Linked DNA regions of Homo sapiens: region 2 is linked to region 1. A link is an interaction called in ENCODE POLR2A ChIA-PET data of the cell type or tissue named here. Cell type or tissue: OCI-LY7. All regions are shown on one strand. Links, peaks and the distances in the headings refer to the core of each region. The heading gives the core; the rest is flanking DNA. Region 1 has its middle 90 kb from the start of CXCR4. Region 2 has its middle 160 kb from the start of CXCR4.

Region 1 (9,318 bases), core at 902-8,901:
AAAGTGAATACCTGGGACTCTGGGGAATGCGCTGAGGACCACTAGGCTGGGTCATGGAGCCCACCCTTAGTTAGACTTCTTTAGGGGAGGGAGAGGACTGTATCTGGGCTTGGAGAAAATGTGCAAGGAGTGGTTTTTCCTTGAGATATGGGGCCAGGGCAGGGATGGCAATGAGCAGAAGAGCTTGTGGCTGAGTCAGACAGTCTGGCTTTCAGCAGTGGCATCATGACAACCCTGATGGCAGGGGACAGCAGATCTGCAGCCAGATTGACCAGACTTTCTGACCACAGTAACCAGGCTGATGTCCTGGGTCAGAGTAGCAAGCCTAGGAGTCCCCAAGAACATCCTGGGAGAAGAATAGCCATAGGAAAATGGACTTCTCCATTCAATGAGGGGTCAGAGATACATGGGGTCAGAATCATGTTAATTGACTATTAAGATACAGAGAGAGAAAGCTGCTGCATGTGATCTCTTTCAAGTAGGTGACATACATCTGGGGTCCTACCTATTTGGACTCTATCTCTTCTTACTTCTCCCGCTTTCCTAAAGGGCTCAAGTTGAAAATCATAAATTCTAATCTAAATTCCTTGTTTTATGCCTAAAAGAACCAGAGCCCGGAGACATAGAGAAGATCATTCAAAAGCACATGCCAAGCTAAAGACAATACCAGGGACAGGACCTCATCTTCTGACTCTTGGTCCAGTTCTCCCTCCAACTCAGCAAACAGCCTTTGGATTCCACTTGGGAGTAAGTCTTCACTGAATGCCCACCATGTGCTCAGCCCTGTGCTGTGCTGAGTGAAACACACAGATGTGTAGGACTTAGTGCCTGTCCCCCAACCCACACCCAAGAATCTTACAGTCAGGTTGGGGAGATAAGGCAAGGGAACCCTGACTTCCTCATGCTGTGGGTGGTACTAGAAATCAATCTTCCTGCTTTAGATTTGTACCATTGTTATGTCTGAATATTTGTGATCCTCCCTCACAACCAAAACTCATCTGTCAAAAACTAATCATCCATGTGATGGTATTAGGAGATGGGGCTGTTAGGAGGTGATTAGATCAGATAATGGAATTAGCGCCCTTTTAAAAGAGGCCCCAGAGAGCTGCCTTGCTCCTTCTACCATGTGAAGGCACAGCAAAAAGGTACCATCTAAGAACCAAAAAGCCACCCTCACCACACACCAAATCTGCTGGCACTTTGATCTTGAACTTTCCAGCCTCCAGAACTGTAAGAAATAAACTTCTTCTATTTATAAGCCACCTAGTCTAAGCTATTTTGTCATAGCAGCCAAGCTGACTAAGAAAGCCTATCTATACTCATGAAAGAGTAATGCAGTTGGGGTATTATTACCATTGGCCTAGCTCAAGAGATTTCTAGCAACCTTTCCCTCTATCCCCAAGTAGGGTTGCCACGTAGAATGCATGCACTGTTGCATGGGGCATACTCATACAAAAAAAATGCATTATTTATTCCAAATTCAAATTTAACTGGGAATCCTGTATTTTTTATCCTAAATCTGGCAGGTCTACCCCCAAGTCAAGATGTTGAGGGAATTGTGCAACCACTGGCCTTATCTTGAGTTCAGCAGTATCCTAGGGTAAAAGACACAGAAGAAGTACATAGGTAATCAGTGGGGACTGAGCAAAACCTTGGAGCATGAATGGATGTCACTCTGGTCAGGCAATGATGGGCCAAGGTGCCAACTGTTGATGAAAGGAAAGCATCACCAGACACCTACTGCAAGCTCTGCTGGCAGAAACCTGGGCTCCTCTCAAGTGCCATTATCAGTTTCATTGTTGTGCCTGAACAACACTTCTCTTGCTGGTCTTTTGTCAGCTCCATTCTCCCAGCTTTACCCATACAGCAGACCCACCCTCTCCTTAGTAACTTCCCAGGCTTGGTTCCAGCTCTTGAGGCCACCCTGTGCTTCCCTCCTTCTCCCTCTCTGCACTCCCCTTGCCCACATTCTTACTGGCACTGAATAAATCCTTCTTTCTACCAAGGCACTTCCTTCCCTCTACCTCCTCCTCAAACCCTCTTCTCCTCTTATTCCCTCAACATAAACACGATGACCCATCTGACCGAGAGCTCAAGTAAAGTAAAAATCAGTTCCCACCTTCTGAGAAGCAGGAAGAACAGAAGCCTCACACCCTCCCTGGAGGTTAGGGGAAACATCTGTGCCTGCCCAGCAAGGAAAGGGAAGAAACACAAAGCATTTCACTTCTATATTAGTTTAAGTATAGAATAAGTGGCTACAAGAAGACCAAAATTGCAGAGTCTAAAACAAGACCTAAATTTCTCTCTTATACTTAATATCAGGAGGCAGATAGGCAGTCTAGAGCAGGTAGACAACTTGATTCCCTAAAGCCAACCCAGGACTCAAGTCCCTTCTTTTCTTCCATTATCCTACTGGCATGTGCCAGCCTATATTCTAGCCAGTAATAAAGGGAAGAGGGCAAAAAGGGGAAGGCCGAAAACATTCTTTTAATAAGGAACAATTGTGGACTTCTCTTCACAGGATGTCAATTCACATTCTTCTATCATCAGCCACATCTAGCTGCAAGAGAGGCTGAGAAATACAGATTCTAGCTGGGTAGCCGTGTGCCTTCTGCAAGTGGGGAAGAGAAATGTCTTATTAAAAATAAAGAAGGCACAATTATTATTCTCTGCCAAAATTAGAACAGTCTGAAAATTCAAATCTCACTGTAATGTACCAGCAATACACAACTATAAATGATGCAATAGAAGGATGAGTAGTACAAATGACATGGTATTAATATAAGGGCCCCAAGGAGAGAGGATTTGTTGTGAGGTTTATGATGGGGATAAAATTTCACCTGGGTCCTGGGAAGCCAATAATCACTAAACTTTCATTTCTTTGAAAGGTAATTTTTAACCAGAGTCCCCAATACCACTAAGGACATCTACTTATTACAACAAATTGTTAGAAAAAAAAACACTGGATCCTTGATAAGACTGAAGCACACACTCAAGACATTCATATCTCCAGTTACTTTGCAAACAACATATTAAACCTCAGGCCTCTCTCTCTTTCTGGTTTTACAAGTGTGTTGTAAGAAGTTAAGCAACTAAAACATCATAAGGAGATAAGAATTAAGTTTAATTTCCTCTCATAGCCCTCCACTCCTCCTGAACAAAGTCATTTCCTAATGTATTGCAAGACAACGTTAATCATCCCCACCCCATTAAATCTATTTGCTTTCATTACATGTTCCTAATCCAGTTGAGTATGGACAAAACATTGGATTTACTTCCCATGAATTTCACCTTTTATTTTAATAACTACTTCCTTTGCCTGTTTTCCCTGGCTTGCCTTTCATCTTCTCCTCCCTAATCCTTCAGCTTCCTCATGATCTGGGATACAGAAAGCTCAAAGAAGCTCTAACAATGCCCTTTCTTTATATCGGCCAGCTCCCATATCCACCCCCAGCTTGATCTACGCCCCACTGGTTCCGAGCATTAGTCTGATCTCAGGGTCAAGAGCATAAGAACTACAGCAAGATATTTTGCAGGCAAAGGTACTGGGCTATGGCAAGCTCCCTCATCCGCTCTGTAACAACATTTGAAGCAGGTGTAAAAAGTCACACCAAACCCGTCTCCCTTCGAAGCACAAGGTCAAAAGGATAAGAATCAAGGGGCTGGTGCAATCCTAGTCATTCTCCTTGTTCACTCCCTCTTGCTGCCAGGTCAGGAGGGTCCAGGGAGAAATTAGCCTCAGAATTATAGTCTGAGCACCTTGGCTTTCCCTAAAATGAATGCTTCAGAAATGCCCAGTAGGCAGATCATTAAAACCTTCTTAAGCATTGTTACGGGAAGGCCTCTGAGAGCCACAAATCTTGCCATAGAGGTACACTATTTATCCAGTCAGCATTTCCATAGCGAGCTGATGGCTGGTGAAGGATTTAACAAGGTGGCCCTCCAAGTCCCTTCACTTTACAAAGTGCCTTTTACAGGTGGGTAGGCTGACCTTGAGCAGGTTCATGTCTTTTCTCTGAACCTGTTTCCTCATCTGTGAAACAAAAGGATTTGATCAAAGCCTACAAGCCTGAGTTGTAAGGAGATGGTTTTAAGTACCCTGTTCCCTCTGTCTATTCCAAAGAGCCTGGATTCCACTCTGGAATGAAATGGTGGTTCTGCCTTGGGAAAACTGGCCCAAACTCAAATAGACTAACTGGTGACAGAAAGGCCATTTAGCCTGAATATTTAATTAGACATTGGGAGTAGACATCTCTCCGGTGTCTGCTGAGCTCGCCACAACCCCCTTTTCTTCCCAACACAGTTCACATGGTTGGGCTTCCAATAGCCCTTCTGGTGGTTAGACCAACTATGGACACCTGACCCACGGACAGCCAATCAGATTGCCTCCCTCAGGAACTGGGGTTGGCAGGTCAATTTCCCCCTAAAACTGAAATCCTAATGTGTTTGTGGGCTGCTCTGGGTTAAAATGGAAAATGCATACTCACTTTCCATTCATTCTTTCTAGTCTTTGAACTTTAAAATGTGAGGTGTTCATTCTCACAGAACCTCAATTGCCTACGTGTATCTGCCCAACAGAACTTACCATTTCTCCTCAAGGTAGGAATGGGGGTGAAAAAATACCAGTTGTGTAACCCCCATTTGGTACCAGAAGAGCTTCCTTGCTGGTTTTCCTGGCTTGGAGGCATGGTGTGGGAGCTTAGGCACATAGACCAGCCTAGAAGGTGAGCTTGAAGATAGCATTAAAGGTAACCACCTGAACTGATGATTCAGAGCTAGAAAGCCCGTACCATTTAATTAGCTCCCTTTGCACTGGCCTCAGTGGCATCTGAATAACATGATCTTGGCACTTACTGCAAGTTGTGAGGCTAATGAGGCTTATCTCTACAGCACTTATATGGACTTTGAAGGCCAGGGCAGTGCAGTGAGGAACAGAGGGGAGTTGTGGAAAGATTATGTAACAGGGCCTCTGGGCTATAAGGCTGCATGGTCAGCCCTATGGACCAAAGAAGAGACTGTTGATCTGCTGATAGGGTGATGACACCCCAGCTTTGCTTTTTATTAGCTGTTCTATTACCGGCAACCACAGCATCCATAGTTAAAATCTAATCTGAATGCTCCTTGAGAATCCTTGGGCGCAGAGGTTCAGAAGAGAGGCTGACAAGCCTTGTGTCTTGTGAACTACTCTGTCCCCACAGCAATGCCCAGACATCTGCGCCACAGCCTGCTCTGACTTCCCTTTTTCTGTGCTTCAAGCAGCCTTTTCCATTCTTTGCACTAAACAAAGTTTGCTATCACTCGCCTCCCTCGATGGTTTCAGGAGGAGAGCTGTTGGTATGTGTGCTCACTTGTGACCTGGTGCTCAAAGCAGTGAACTAGAGAAACAGCCTGGTGGGTGGAGTGTCTAAAAGGAAATCGGGACTCAAGATAAGGAGGAGCAGCCCACTGATGAGCTAGGTGCCCTTGGGCAAGTCCCTTAACTTCTCTGACTTTCTCTTAACTCCTCTGTAAAACAAGCAGAGAGGATAAGGTGATTTTCAAGACCCTATGACTACATGGTGTGATTTCCCTTGCTCCTTCCTCCTGCAATGCCTCCTGTGTCCTGAACAGTTCCTGTGAAAATTACTTCTAGGAAAGGTATTTGCCCCTCCAAAGCCTTTTCCAGATGCTGCTTGCCTGAAAGGGAGCAAGCTCTGATTGGGATTCACCCCACACTTTTTTCCTCTAACACCAGAAATGCTCATTTGTATTGATGACTTGAAGACTGGAAGCCTGTGTTGCTCTGGCGATAGACAGTTGAGTTTATTGGAAGTGAACACCAGGCTTTCAATTCACATCAGTCTGGGTCCTCGGATTTGCATGATTGCACATTCAGAGACAGGCACCTGCACTCGGGGCATCCTTGGCTGCCCACACGTTCCACTGAGCCAACCCCAGCTGCTACAAGCTGCCTGTTTAAACAAGGCCTGCTGGGAGTTGAGCAGGGCTGCTGAGGTGAAACAGTGTGTTAGTGGTTGAGGCTGTTCGCACAGAAGAGTCCCCTCTGTTGACCAAGCCTTTCTGGTAGCTCCTGGGACAGCTGCAAAGGGTGTGCGACCCTAAGGAGCCTCCTCCCTCGTGGGCTGGAGCATCTGCTAAGGCCTGTTCTTCATTCCTACTCAGCATCAGAGTGAGTCCTACCATGCTCAGCTCCTCCACTAGGGAAACCTCCCTGGACCTCAGTCCAAATTCAGAACCTCCTTCATGAAGATTTCATAGTAGCAGACAATCCATAGTTAATGTCAGGGTTTAAGTCCCAACGTTACATTGACTAGCTGTGTAACCCAACGGCTTTTGGAGCCTGTTTCCTCAATTGTAAATGAGGATAATAATATTGCCTACATGGTTGGGCTGCTGAGGATTAAATTAATTAATACATGTTAAACACTTAGAACAGGCCTGGGATGTGGAAAATGCTCACGAAATCTTAGTCATTATTTTGTCATTAATTTGGTTGAGAGAGGTCAGATGTAGAAAGCACCTGGAAAAAGACAATTTAAGTTCATCGTTGAAACGCAGTAATCTTATTTAAGTATCAAAATGTTCCTTGTAAGCAAGATGGAATTGTTTAACTGTGACACTGGGTACTATAAACTGCAAAGTAATCTCTCATGAAATTTTAGAGTTTGAAGATTAAAATGCACTACTTAGAATGCAGTCTGGGGAAAGGGTAGAAGAATGGGAAGAAGGTCTTCTCCTTTAACCAGGTCTGGTAGACCACCCCTCAAGCTTTCTAGTCTCCCTCCCCATGGAATGACTTGCCCCCTTGCTCAGCTCCAAGCAAGAAAACTGAAGAACCGGGAAGTGAAATGATTTTTTGCTGATCTGCGATTCAAGACCAGGTTCATCTGGATCAAAAATCCTTTGCTGATTCTGCCTCTCCATCCAGTCAAGCACTGTGCCAGGCAGACACTCTGGAGGAAACACAGATGTATGACACAGCCCCAAACCCAAGTGTCAGCACTCTGACAGGAGTGCCTAATATTACACAGAAGTTCCGGAATACAGTTGAGAAAACCTCTCAGCAATTGAGAGAGAAAGAGAAAATTAGATGATCAAAGCAAGAGATCCAATATCCAACAAACAGGAATTCTAGCAAAAAAGAGAGAGAATGAAAGAGAGGAAACCATTAAAGAAATTGAATAAAGTTCCTCAGACCTGAAGGACATGAGCTTCCTGAATGAAAAGGATCTGCTAAGGATATAGAACTGTAAGTGGCAGGGAATCCGTCATCATGAAATTGTATATAATCAGGGATGAAGAGAAGATTCTAAAGGCTTCCAGAGAAGGAAAATAAGATAAAAAGGATGAGGCCAGGATGGCACCAGAGTTCTCACCAGCAACACTGGAAACTCGAAGAAAATGGAGCAACACTCCCAAAGTTCTGAGTGAAAACTATTCCCCAGCTAGATTTTAATATCAAGACAAAGTCAATTGAGTGTGAAAGTTTAAAAAGTCATTTTCCAAAAAAAAAGTGAAGTTTTCAAAACATTTACTTCCCATGTACCCTTTTTCAGGAAGTAGTAGATGTGTTCCATCAAAATAAGGGAGTAACCCAGTGGTGTGCTGTAGCTGGCTCAGGCCAGCACCCAAGATTATCTCTTTTCAACTCTGAGTTTAGTGACATCACATTGGTCACTTAAAACCAGCCATGATGGGACTATTGATACCACAGAAATCAGCAAACACTACGAACTAGGGCTTCCCATCCCCCTCAACCCTCCCTGACCCCCAGGTGGTTGTTACATGTACCAGCACACCACTGGGATAAACCAAGAAAGAGAAAGATAAAGGATCTGCTATGGTCTGAATGTTTGTGTTTCTCCAAAATTCGTATGCTGAAACCCAGTCCCCCAGTGTGTTGTTATTAAGAGGTGGAGCCCTCATAAATGGGATTAGTGTCCTTATAAAAGAGGCCTGAGGAAGGTTTTTTGCCTCTTTTGCCCTTCTGCCATGTGAGAACACATAGAAGGTGCCATCCATGAGGAATGGGCCCCCATTAGACACCAAATCTGTTTGTGCCTTGATCTTGAACTTCCCAGCCCGCAGAACTGTGAGCAATAAATTCCTATTGCTTATAAATTACCCAGTCGAAAGTACTTTGTTACAGCAGCCTGAACTAACACAAGACCTTTAGGAGAAAAAGCCCAGTGAATTCCAAACATAATGATGAAGAGAAATCTCAATATACCTGAGAAGAAATCAGATAGAAATAAGGTTCCAGGGCCAGGCATGGTGGCTCATGCCTATAATTCCAGCACTTTGGGAGACCGAGGTGCGTGGGTTACTTGAGGCCAGGAGTTACAGACCAGCCTGGCCAACATGGCCAAACCCCGTCTCTACTAAAAATACAAAAAAAAAATAGCTGGGCATGGTGGCACGCGCCTGTAATCCCAGCTACTCGGGAGGCTGAGGCAAGAGAATCGCTTGAACCCAGGAAGCAGAGGTTGCAGTGAGCTGAGATTGCGCCATTGCACTCCAGCCTGGGTAACAGAGCAAGACTCTGTCTCAAAAAATTAAAAAATTAAAAATAAAAGAAATAAGGTTCCAGAAAAAAATGTCTTTCAAAAAGAAGCTAAGACTGATAAATTATCTGAGAGTTTCAACAATGTTGAGAGATCTTTTAAAACTCTGGTAAAGACTTTAGGGACATATTAGTCACAGATATCAATACCAAGAAAAAAAAGGGTAATTATTAACTACAGGGGAAATACAACATTCACAAAACAGAAGGAATTGTAACTGTAGTACATTATTTGGCTCTGCTATAAATAATGTTGATATAATCACAGTGAAAGGAATATTAATATTGATGTGACTAACACTACAATATAACTATCAAAATAATGCAATGAGGGAAACTGGGAGACATTAAAAGTAGTAGAATACTTTCTAAATCTAGGAAAACAATAAATAAAATATAATATAAAAAATTTGTAGCATAAGCATGTTATATAGAATTAAGAAAAGGCTGGGCATGGTGGTTCATGCCTGTAATCCTAGCACTTTGGGAGGCTGAGACAGCAGATCACTTGAGCTCAGGAGTTCAAGTCCAGCCTGGACAACATGGCGAAACACTGTCTCTACAAAAAATTCAAAAAAAGTATATATATATATCCAGGCATGGCGGCCTATGCCTGCAGTCCCAGCTACTTGGGGGGCTGAGGCAGGAGGATCACCTGAGTCTAGGAGGTCAATGCTGCAGTGAGCTGAGATCACACCACTGCGCTCCAGCCTGGGTGACAAAGCATGACACTGTCTCAAAAAAAAAAAAAAAAA
Region 2 (9,318 bases), core at 527-8,526, 72 kb before region 1:
GAGTGATGAACCCTAGGTCCCACAGATGGTGAGTAATTCAAGACTCAGTACCTGGTTCTTAGCTCCTAATTCAGTGTTCTGCCACTATCCCACCTTGGAACAGAGACCAGTGGGGTTTGATCAGGAACCAAAGGTGGGCACTTGGACTCCTGTGCTGGGAAGGGCAGGCCCAGGGGAACCCCTCATGGAAGGAGGCCCAGCATCTAGGAAGCACAGTAATGGAGGTGCTTGTCACTGGGGTGCTAAATGGGAGCGGGGCAGCTCAGAGGAAAGTGGGTGGAGAGCTGAAAAAGCCAGCTGCCCCCTAGCAGGCCAGTGAGAGAGGCCAGAACTCCAATGCCTCCTTACAGCAACCCAGTCAACCCTGGCCTCCCATCTGGCCAGATTCTAAACCAAACAACAACAACAAAAATCATCTGAGATAAATAACATTAATAGTTTCGTGACCTCAGAGAATCCAATGCCCTTCTTCATTCCTCAATACCAGCCAGGATTGCTGATGTATGGGGGAGATGGGTGGTAGGTACAATGGAAAGAAGTCACCATCCGAAAAGCAATGCTTTCATCAACTAGGTAAAAGCCTAAAACATCTTCAATCAGAACAAAGCTTTCCACTGTCCAAGCGGTAATGAGTAACAACTTCAAAAGCAAATGCCCCCGGGAGAGAGAAGACCTTAGATGAAAAGCTCAAGACCTCGATGTTTAAACTAATTTTTAAACAGAACCCTTTTCACAAAAAAATCTGTATATGTATGTTTGTACACGTCATACTATATCATATGTATGACATGTTATATTATACATATATGAATATTACATATACACTATATTATTGCCTATCACATGTGATAGACATAATATTTATAATGTTATATGCACATAGAACTATAAAATCAATGAAAGTAAACTTGCTGTGGACAAAGCAGGGGCTGGGTCTGGAAATTACCTGATGGGCTGGAGGCGATCCAGAATAAATGTTGTCTCTCTCCCCCCACCTGCCTGCCCATTTCTCCTTCCACCAAGCTGGCTTGCCCCTGAGCTGCCTCAGCAACCCCTAGGACAGCTTGAGAGAGCTGTAGGAAGGAACTCACTAATGCACTGGACATGCATTGAGAACCTACTATGTGCTTGACATTGTGCTAGACACTGGGACTGCATATGGGGGAATAACAGCTCCTTTATTCAAGGCCCTCATGATCTCCTGAGGGTCGTGGGAGGAAAAAGGATAATTAAGCAAAATGTGGTGGGAACTGAATAAGGGAACTTACCGAGCATTACAGAATATAGTAGGGCCCCTGAGGAAAGGCACCTTGGGTGGGGGAGGGTGGCTGGGAGGTGGGAGCTCTCAAGGAAGTCCTCCGAAGAAGACCCCGAAGGTCAGTTTCATTCCTGAGAGCCAATGTTCATAAGATGACTGGGGATTGGGGAGCAGAAGGGCTTTGGCAATTGGGAGATGTATAGGGCTGAGCCAGACAGAAGGAAAAGGCAGGGCATCAGGGGTGCTGGAGACCAGGGACATCAAGGACAAATCTCCCTACATCGGAGGCTTGCCCGGGCTGGCACTGGGCAGCCCCAGTGCCAGGACCCCAGGCTCTCCCAACAGCATGTAAAGAAGAGACCACAGGTCCCTCCAGACCCACAGCCCAAAAGGGCAGGTCTGGGGCCACCAAACTGGGGCTCGGGCGTGAAAAAACCTACCTTTGAAGTGAAAAGATCAAAATGGCTTTTGAGAAATCAGATCTCCTCAGCTGGATTTCAGCCCTGAGAGCTGGCTTTGTTGCAGCCAAGCAGTAAAAAGAGAGCAAAAGCACAATAAAGTTCTAAGGAAGGAGGGGGCCGCCCAGCACTGGCCTGGCCTCCGAGCAGACCCTCCTCCTGCAAACATTTGAGCAAAGCAATGCACAAGAGGAAAGAAAGAAAGCAACAAAGACCCTGAGCCAGGGGCAAGGAGGCCACCACCACAAGGAACACAGTCGGACTTCCCGCTGGAGGAGCAAACTCCCTCTGCAGGAATGATGGTGATAATTGCTCACCTGAGACACTGGGGACAAACAGGAGAAGGTGGCGTGTGGTGTCACCTTCAAAGCCGCCACTCCTCTTTCACAGTGTCCCCTTAAGAAAGAAAGCAAAAAGCACAGGCAATTTTAGTGGGTTTTGCTTTTTTTTTTTTCCCAAGGCTCTTGTCTACTGTCTCAAAAACTGTCTTTTCTCCTTTGCTCCTTCATCTTCCTCCTTCTTCCCTGGGACTCTCCCTTCTCCTTTGACACCATGACAAAGAAAAATGCCTGCATGGGCCTTGTTTTCCAGATTCAATCAAGGCTCAAAGCTTTTATCTTGTTCTTAATAGCACCTTGCACCGATAGAGCCCGGCAAGGCTTTGCGGGCCTTAATTATTTCCCCAAGATCGATGAGACCCCTCAGCCCCCTGGGCAGCAGCATCCCACGGCAGTTTTCCAGATGGATGAGCTGCGTCGAAAGCTGCAGAGCAGACAGGGATGCAGACAAGGTCCAGCACGCCCAGCAGAGCCTGCGGCCTGCGGGTTCCTCGGGCGGGTATCTCGGGCCAGCTGCCTTGGAGGCAGGTCTGGGCTGCCCTATTTCTCAGATACCCATCTCCATTTCCGCCCCCCAAAGGGGATTTTTCAGTGAGATTACAGGCTGATAAGGCCCTCCCAGTTCACAGGAGAGGAAACCTAGGCAAGGGGACTTCCTGGTGCCACAGCTCAAGTCTGTGACAAGAGACAAGAGCCAGGCGTGAGGATTCCCCTGCCTGCCTTCTTGCCCACTGGGTCCCATCTCCCCATTAGAAGGGAGCAGTAGGCTTTCCCAGGCCTCTCAGCATAGGCAGCTTCATTTATACCCAGCATGGGGAAGCCAAAGAGTGCCCTGAGAGAGGAAGAGAGGTGCTCATTTTCTGTTCCATCGCCTCCCTGTGCAGCCATCACACAGGAGGAAATCACACTTGCAGTAAGAGCTGGCTGACAAGCTTGTCATTCACACTAAAGAGCTAGCATCAAGCAGCTCAATGTGCCGGGCACCACCTGGAGCAATCTACAAGCTGCAGCCTATGACATCAATGCCCAAACCTGGGGGAGGGTGCAAAATGCTAAGAGACTAAGGGGATTAGGAGGTTGGGCCTCTGATATCTTACCTGATAAGAAAGTGCATTGAAGAGCAACGTAAATTGGTAATAACAGCTGCTAACTGTTACCAAGCTCTTCTCCTGTGTTTTCACAAGGTCTCTTTCATTTTACCTCGTAGCAGCCCACAAGGTATCTTGCTTATAATCATCCAGCCAGAAAGTGGTAGAGATGGGATTTGAACTCACACACTCTGGCACCAAAGCCCATGCTCCTAATTCCTTTACCAAGCTATTCAGCAAAGCTTTAGGCTTCCTGACAGGAGGCAGGAGGTCTTTAGGTAGAAGGCACAAGACACTGCCTAATTTCCTCACACTTCCAAAGATGTTTTCCAGCCTGGACAAGCGACACATATTTAGTTATACTGGGTGACCTTCCAGAAGGGACAGGCTATGTCTATGTGCTCCCTGATGGTGGGAACCATATTTGATTCTTTTTTGCATTCTCATCACCTAGTACAGTGCCTAGATCAAAGCAGATGCTTTAAAAGTGCTTGCCGACTCCTGGCTCAGCCCTATACAGACCGTGCAGCCAGAGGCAAGCTACTCGACGTCTCTAGATTCCAGTTCCCTAATCTGTAAAATAAGGACAATAACGCAGCCCTGCCAGTGTAGCTGCATGATTAGAAGCCATATGTGCAAAGCCCCTCCCACAATGCCTGGCACAGAGTAGATGCTCAATAAACAATGGCTGTCATAGCTGTCTTCAAAGCCAATATACTAAGGTGGGATTAGACAGACCCATGGTTCTTGTCTAAAAGCAGGATGGGGCAAGAAGGAGTAGCTCACAGTATTCCCATAGGAGTTTTCCAAGCAGCCTTCTCTAAAACTTCTCTTTTATTAATAGAACTTCAGAAGGCTCTGTGTCCCTCAGCATCTCAAGGAGGAAAGATTCTGGGGAATGTTTGCTGTACTAGACACTTTGATGGGTGCTGGGTGCTCCCTTTCTTTTTTCTCCCAACAAAACCCCAATGTCATGCAGGTGGCTACACTCCTCAGTAGGGCCTTGTGCTCCCAGGAACCCTGGCCCCAGTTCCAGAGGATGAGACATGGTTGATCTAAAACCATTGTGGTGATTCACACATCATATCAGGGATTAATTTAGGCATAGACCTAGGACATGCTTATGGCTAATGACAGAAAGTCGGTAAGAGACTTCTGGAAAGAATTTTTCTTGTGGACCAAAGATGCACGAGAGCAAACAGTCCCTTTTCTCCCCTTGGATGTGATCATGATGATGCACCACCTGGAGCTGTGACAGGCATTTTTCACCCATGAGGAAAGCTCATGCAAAGCCTAAACCAACACACTAAGTATGGCAGCAAAGAGAAGAAAGAGCTTCTTCCTTAATGGCAAGATGGAACCACTGAACTAACCACACCTGCAGCACTCCGCCTCTGGATTTCTTGCTATGTGAGATAATGCTGCTTGCCCTTCAAGCCAGTTAAGTCAGTGATTTCCATTGCTAGCAACCGAAAGGATTCTGAAAATCTTGCCATCTAAAAAGATAATCTCAGAGAGGAAATAATCCTTAAATTACTCCAAGAGAGAACAAAATATCCTGAGTTGAATGAGAACCCCTAGGCTAAGGCTCAAATACAGACATTTCCACAAGCACAGGGTGAAGCCAATCGCAATACACTTGGGTCCAAACAGGTGAATGCAGTCTTGGGAAGGAGCAGTCAGGCTTCTGATTTCAAAGCAATCCCGGCTTCTCAACCAGTGATCCCAGAAAGCTGAGGAGCAGCAGATCTGAGGAACCTGTGTTCAGACTGGAGCCACAGCCTGGCCCAGGGGTTCTGGTTTCCTCCAAACTGAGGGGCAGCCACATTCCACTCTTGGTGAGCAGATCACAAAGGCTGCTATGTGTTTTGCTAGAGAAACACACAGAGAACCAAGAGAGAGGTCTAAGCAAACACCTGCATGGCCACACCTTGCCAAACACCCCACAATGCACAAAATATCTTAACCTTCTGTACTTCCTGGGGTTCACTGCAGGAAAGGGGAAAAGAGGAACACACAGGGGGCATCAGACACCACTCAGTCAGCACAATATCTACTGCAAGGGTCCCAGGCACTGTTCTCGGTGCTGGCCAGAGATGAAGTGGTTGAAAGCTTGCCACTTCTGCCCTCAAGGGACTCTTGGAGTGGGTGGGTGGGTGTAGGCAGATGTATACAGCTCTAGTATACCTGAAAAGATCCTTACAAATGCCAGGCAGTAAATACTGACTGCCAAGAAGGCTCTACAGGAGCTGCGGGCATTAAGAGAATGGAGTTACCCCAGCTGCAGGATCAGAGGATCTGAGATGGGCATGTGGCTGTTCGATCCTTTTCCATTTTTTCCAGAAGAGCTATCAGATCTGAAATTCAAAGCTGGCTTCCCACCATCAGATCTCCATGGCTTCAGCATGGACAGCAGAAAAATCCAGTGGTTTATCACGGAATCCACTGCACCAGGCAGGGATATAGCAATTCTGGCCTTGGGGCCAAATCCAGCCTGAAGACTATTTTTCTACAGCCCAGTAGCTACAAATTGTTTTTACATTTCTACTGGGTTGTTTAAACAACAACACAAAGAATATGAGAGGGAGAAGTCCGGGCCCTGGAAAGCCTAAAATATTTACCATCTGGTCTTTTACAGAAAAAGTTTGCCAATGCTTGGCCTAGGGAGGCCACGATGGCCAGAAACATAGCCCTTATTTGTCAAGATTTCCTGGAGGCCCTTCTGGTAAAACCTGAATGCCTTTGGCTGCTAGAGGTTCATCTCGAAGGTCTTCTCCTGGTTGGTCCAGGTGCTCTGGGTGTGAGAGAGGCAAGTTCATGGGCTGAGGGGTTTGGGCTCCTCCTACTCCTCTGCGTTGGACCATGCCAGCCTGTTCCAGCCTGCTGGGGCTCCACATAGTAATGATTCACCTGGGAACAGGCATTCCAACACACTCCCAGCATCCGCCATCCCTAAGCGGCAGCCTTCAGGGAAGCTGTGGGAGGGTTAGCACAGCACAGAGCCCACTAAACACACATCTCCTTCTCCAAGTGGGCTGAGCAGGTAGGGAGGAGAAAGGGGACCAGATGCCTGGAGGTCTAGGTCCCCCTCAAGCTCTTCATGCCAAGGGAACTCCTGCTGGAAAGCTACAGTCCCCCTAGCCTTGTACTGATCTGGTTCTTTGGGCACCAGCTCCACCTGTCCTAGCAGGAAGCCCCATCAGAGCCCCATTTTGTGGCCAAGGCTAAGGACCCTTATTGCCCAGGAACAGAAGATACAAAGGGAGCCAACCCCTTTACAATGTCTTTTATATTCTGAATGTGATTCAATCTAAGTTTTTGAAGTCTTCCAGCTGGCCCATATTTCAAACAGCAACAGACAGAAGCAGTTATTGTATCAGCTCAGAGAAGACATTTTCATAACCAATGAAGCTCATTATAGTTGAATACCCGATTCCTGCCAATGCATAATTTAAATAATCACTTCAAAGCAATTTGTTATATAATTATTGAGTCTTACATAATTACGACCCCCTGAAGAAGCAGAAGCAATTTATTCGGGGGGAAGAGGCATTAGACTTGGCTGGCAAAGAGGCTTTCCATATAGCTCTGGACACCTGGCCACAGGCAATATTGGTGACAAGAAGGGAGGTGGCATGGCCCTGTTTGAGGAGTTTCTGGTTATTCTGCTTCTTTGGCTGGAGGGCTCCACTATCAACCTAAGCACATTGAGAGATATATTCATTTTTGGAAAAATGTTAGCCTTTGAGGGTAACAAATATTCAATAATAAAAATGAGTTTTATAGTGAAAAAATATGATACTCTTTGTAAAAAGAAATAAATATGGTTTCTCGATGTAGGCGGTGTCTGACATGAACCTCACTGAAGAGAACACCTTTTTCTTTTCTATTTTTTTATTTCCAACTTTTACTTTAAGTTCAGGGGTACATTTGCACGATGTGCAGGTTTGTTACATAGTTAAACGTGTGCCACGGATGGCGATTAGCTGCATAGATCATCCCATCACCTAAGTACTAAGCCTGGCATCCATTAGCTATTCTTCCTGATGCTTTCCCTCCTCCCACCCCCTATCCCCCGACAGGCCCCAGTATGTGTTGTTCCCTGCCATGTGTCCATGGAGAACACCTTTTTCTGGGGGTGGTGAGTGACAGAGGGCAGCGATAGTGGCCCTGAGTGCTTAGCTAAACCAAGGACCCAGCAAAAGGCTCTCGTGGCCTTAAACCGAGAGAAATCCAATTCTTAAAGATCCATATCGAATCAAAAAGATATGGTAGCACAGGAAAGATTCTGCTTTCCATCTGTTGAACCATCTATATTTGTCAAAAGAAAAGCTCAGATGTTCATAGGAGTCAGGGAGATAACACAAGGGAGGGAGGTGAACAGGTACAAGTCTGTAGAAAGTTCTGGGGACTTTGACAAGCTGGAGAACTCGTCTCTCTAAAGGAGGAAGCCACTCTTCAGCCCCAACCAATAGTCTCTTATTCAAGAATAAAGGGCCAATGTTGCCTGATCATCTAATTTTTAAATAGAATATAGAAATTTAGATTTTATGGGTAATATTCCAATTTTTCTATACTGACTCATCTGTATACAAACCACACTGCAGATATGGTTTGGCTGTGTTCCCACCCAAATCTCATTTTGAATTATAGCTCCCATAATTCCCAAGTGTTGTGGGACCTCGTGGGAGATAATTGAATCACAGGGGCAGTTTCCCCCATACTGTTCTCCTGGTAGGGAATAAGTCTCACAGGATCTGATGGTTTTATAAAGGGAAATCCCTTTCACTTGGCTCTCATTTCTGTCTTGGCTGCTGCCATGTAAGACATGCCTTTTGCCTTCCACCATGATTATGAGGCCTCCTCAGCCACGTGGAACTATGAGTCCATTAAACCTCTTTTCCTTTATAAATTACCCAGTCTCAGGTATGTCTTTATTAGCAGCATGAAAACAGACTAATACAACTGTACAGGCCAATCAAAATATGCCAGTGGGCCATTCATCTACAGCCTGTCTTGTCTCTCTAATCTCTGACAGTGTTCTTTGTCAAATGGGAGAGAAAAGACAGGGGACTGTCACAGGCTGGGTTGTCTGGAAGCAGATGCTGGGACAGAATATGAGGTAAGAATGTTTACTATGTATCCATACCTGTGGAAAGAAGCGGGCAGATGCAGGATCGGGCAGAGGGAGAAGGCAAATGTTGATGCAGGCCTGACAAAGCTCCTGCCAATCTGGCAGGAAGTTTCAGATCAAATATTGCCTGTCAGAGCTGTCCCAAGTGAGGCCAAAGTGGCCGGACTTTTATGACCCGTCTTGCTCAGTCATCTGACACAGGTTGTCCTGGAAAGATTTGACCGCAAGTGAGGCAGTTCTCAGCAGCTGAGGCCAACCCTGAAGCTCCTGATGCTGGAGGCTGTTTGATCCTTCTTTCTTGAAGGAAGATCTGGACACCTGGACAGAGCATCTCATGTCTACCATAGGTACACATAAATACACAGACACAGTATAACATGACTGGCCAGCCATGTCACAGAATCACAGGGTCCTTGGCCACCTTCTGAAGGTCATTGAGATGGCCTGGTCTGCAGGAAGGAAACCTGAACAGATGGCCAGGAGGCCTGGGGATGAATCCCAGGACTGACACTTGCTTCTCTGTTTTCTTGTCTTGAAAATATAGGAGGTGACCTCTTGTTTTCACCATTTCTGCAGTGATGATCAGATGCTGGGAATGTTCTTAGGAAAGTTATGAGCACTTCAGAAGAGTCTGTGAAGAACAGTTATACTCTTTTATGTTTTATACCACTTTATTGAGGTATGACTGACATATTAAAAACTATATATATTTAATGCATACAATTCAATGAGTTTGGGGATAAACACATACCCATGAAACCATCAAGGCCATGAACATATCCATCATGAACATATCCATCTCCCAAAGTCTCCTCCAATCCCTTTTATTTTTGTCCTTGGGTTTGGAAGGCGGTATTTATTTGTGGGTTTTTTTGTTTGTTTTCTGGTAAGAACATTTAACATAAGATCTACTTTTTCAAAAAATTTTAAGTATATAGTACAGTATTGTTAGCTATAAGCACTACGCTGTAGATTCAGTATAAGCAGAACTTATTTATCTTGCATAACTGAAACATAATACCCTTTAACCATCACCTCTGAC

Evidence for each region. Peaks named below come from ENCODE experiments on the same cell type or tissue, not always from the same donor. Only the 100,000 strongest peaks of a DNase experiment are listed, where the experiment ranks them.
Region 2: POLR2A ChIA-PET joins it to region 1 with 6 read pairs; 2 of 35 experiments call an interaction of 5 or more read pairs at or near these places.

Annotation. Positions count from the first base shown.
Region 1 is chr2:136,203,452-136,212,769 of GRCh38, reverse strand. No RefSeq gene overlaps it. Among named protein-coding and RNA genes, the nearest start is that of CXCR4, 90 kb to the right of the region's middle. In OCI-LY7, for the core only: CTCF peaks have their summits at 5,595 and 6,213; DNase peaks (open chromatin) are centred at 5,299, 5,929 and 6,965; H3K4me3 peaks cover 2,811 bases; H3K27ac peaks cover 4,244 bases.
Region 2 is chr2:136,275,111-136,284,428 of GRCh38, reverse strand. No RefSeq gene overlaps it. Among named protein-coding and RNA genes, the nearest start is that of CXCR4, 160 kb to the right of the region's middle. RefSeq lists an enhancer at 1,661-2,162. In OCI-LY7, for the core only: no CTCF peak of the experiment used is centred there; no DNase peak of the experiment used is centred there.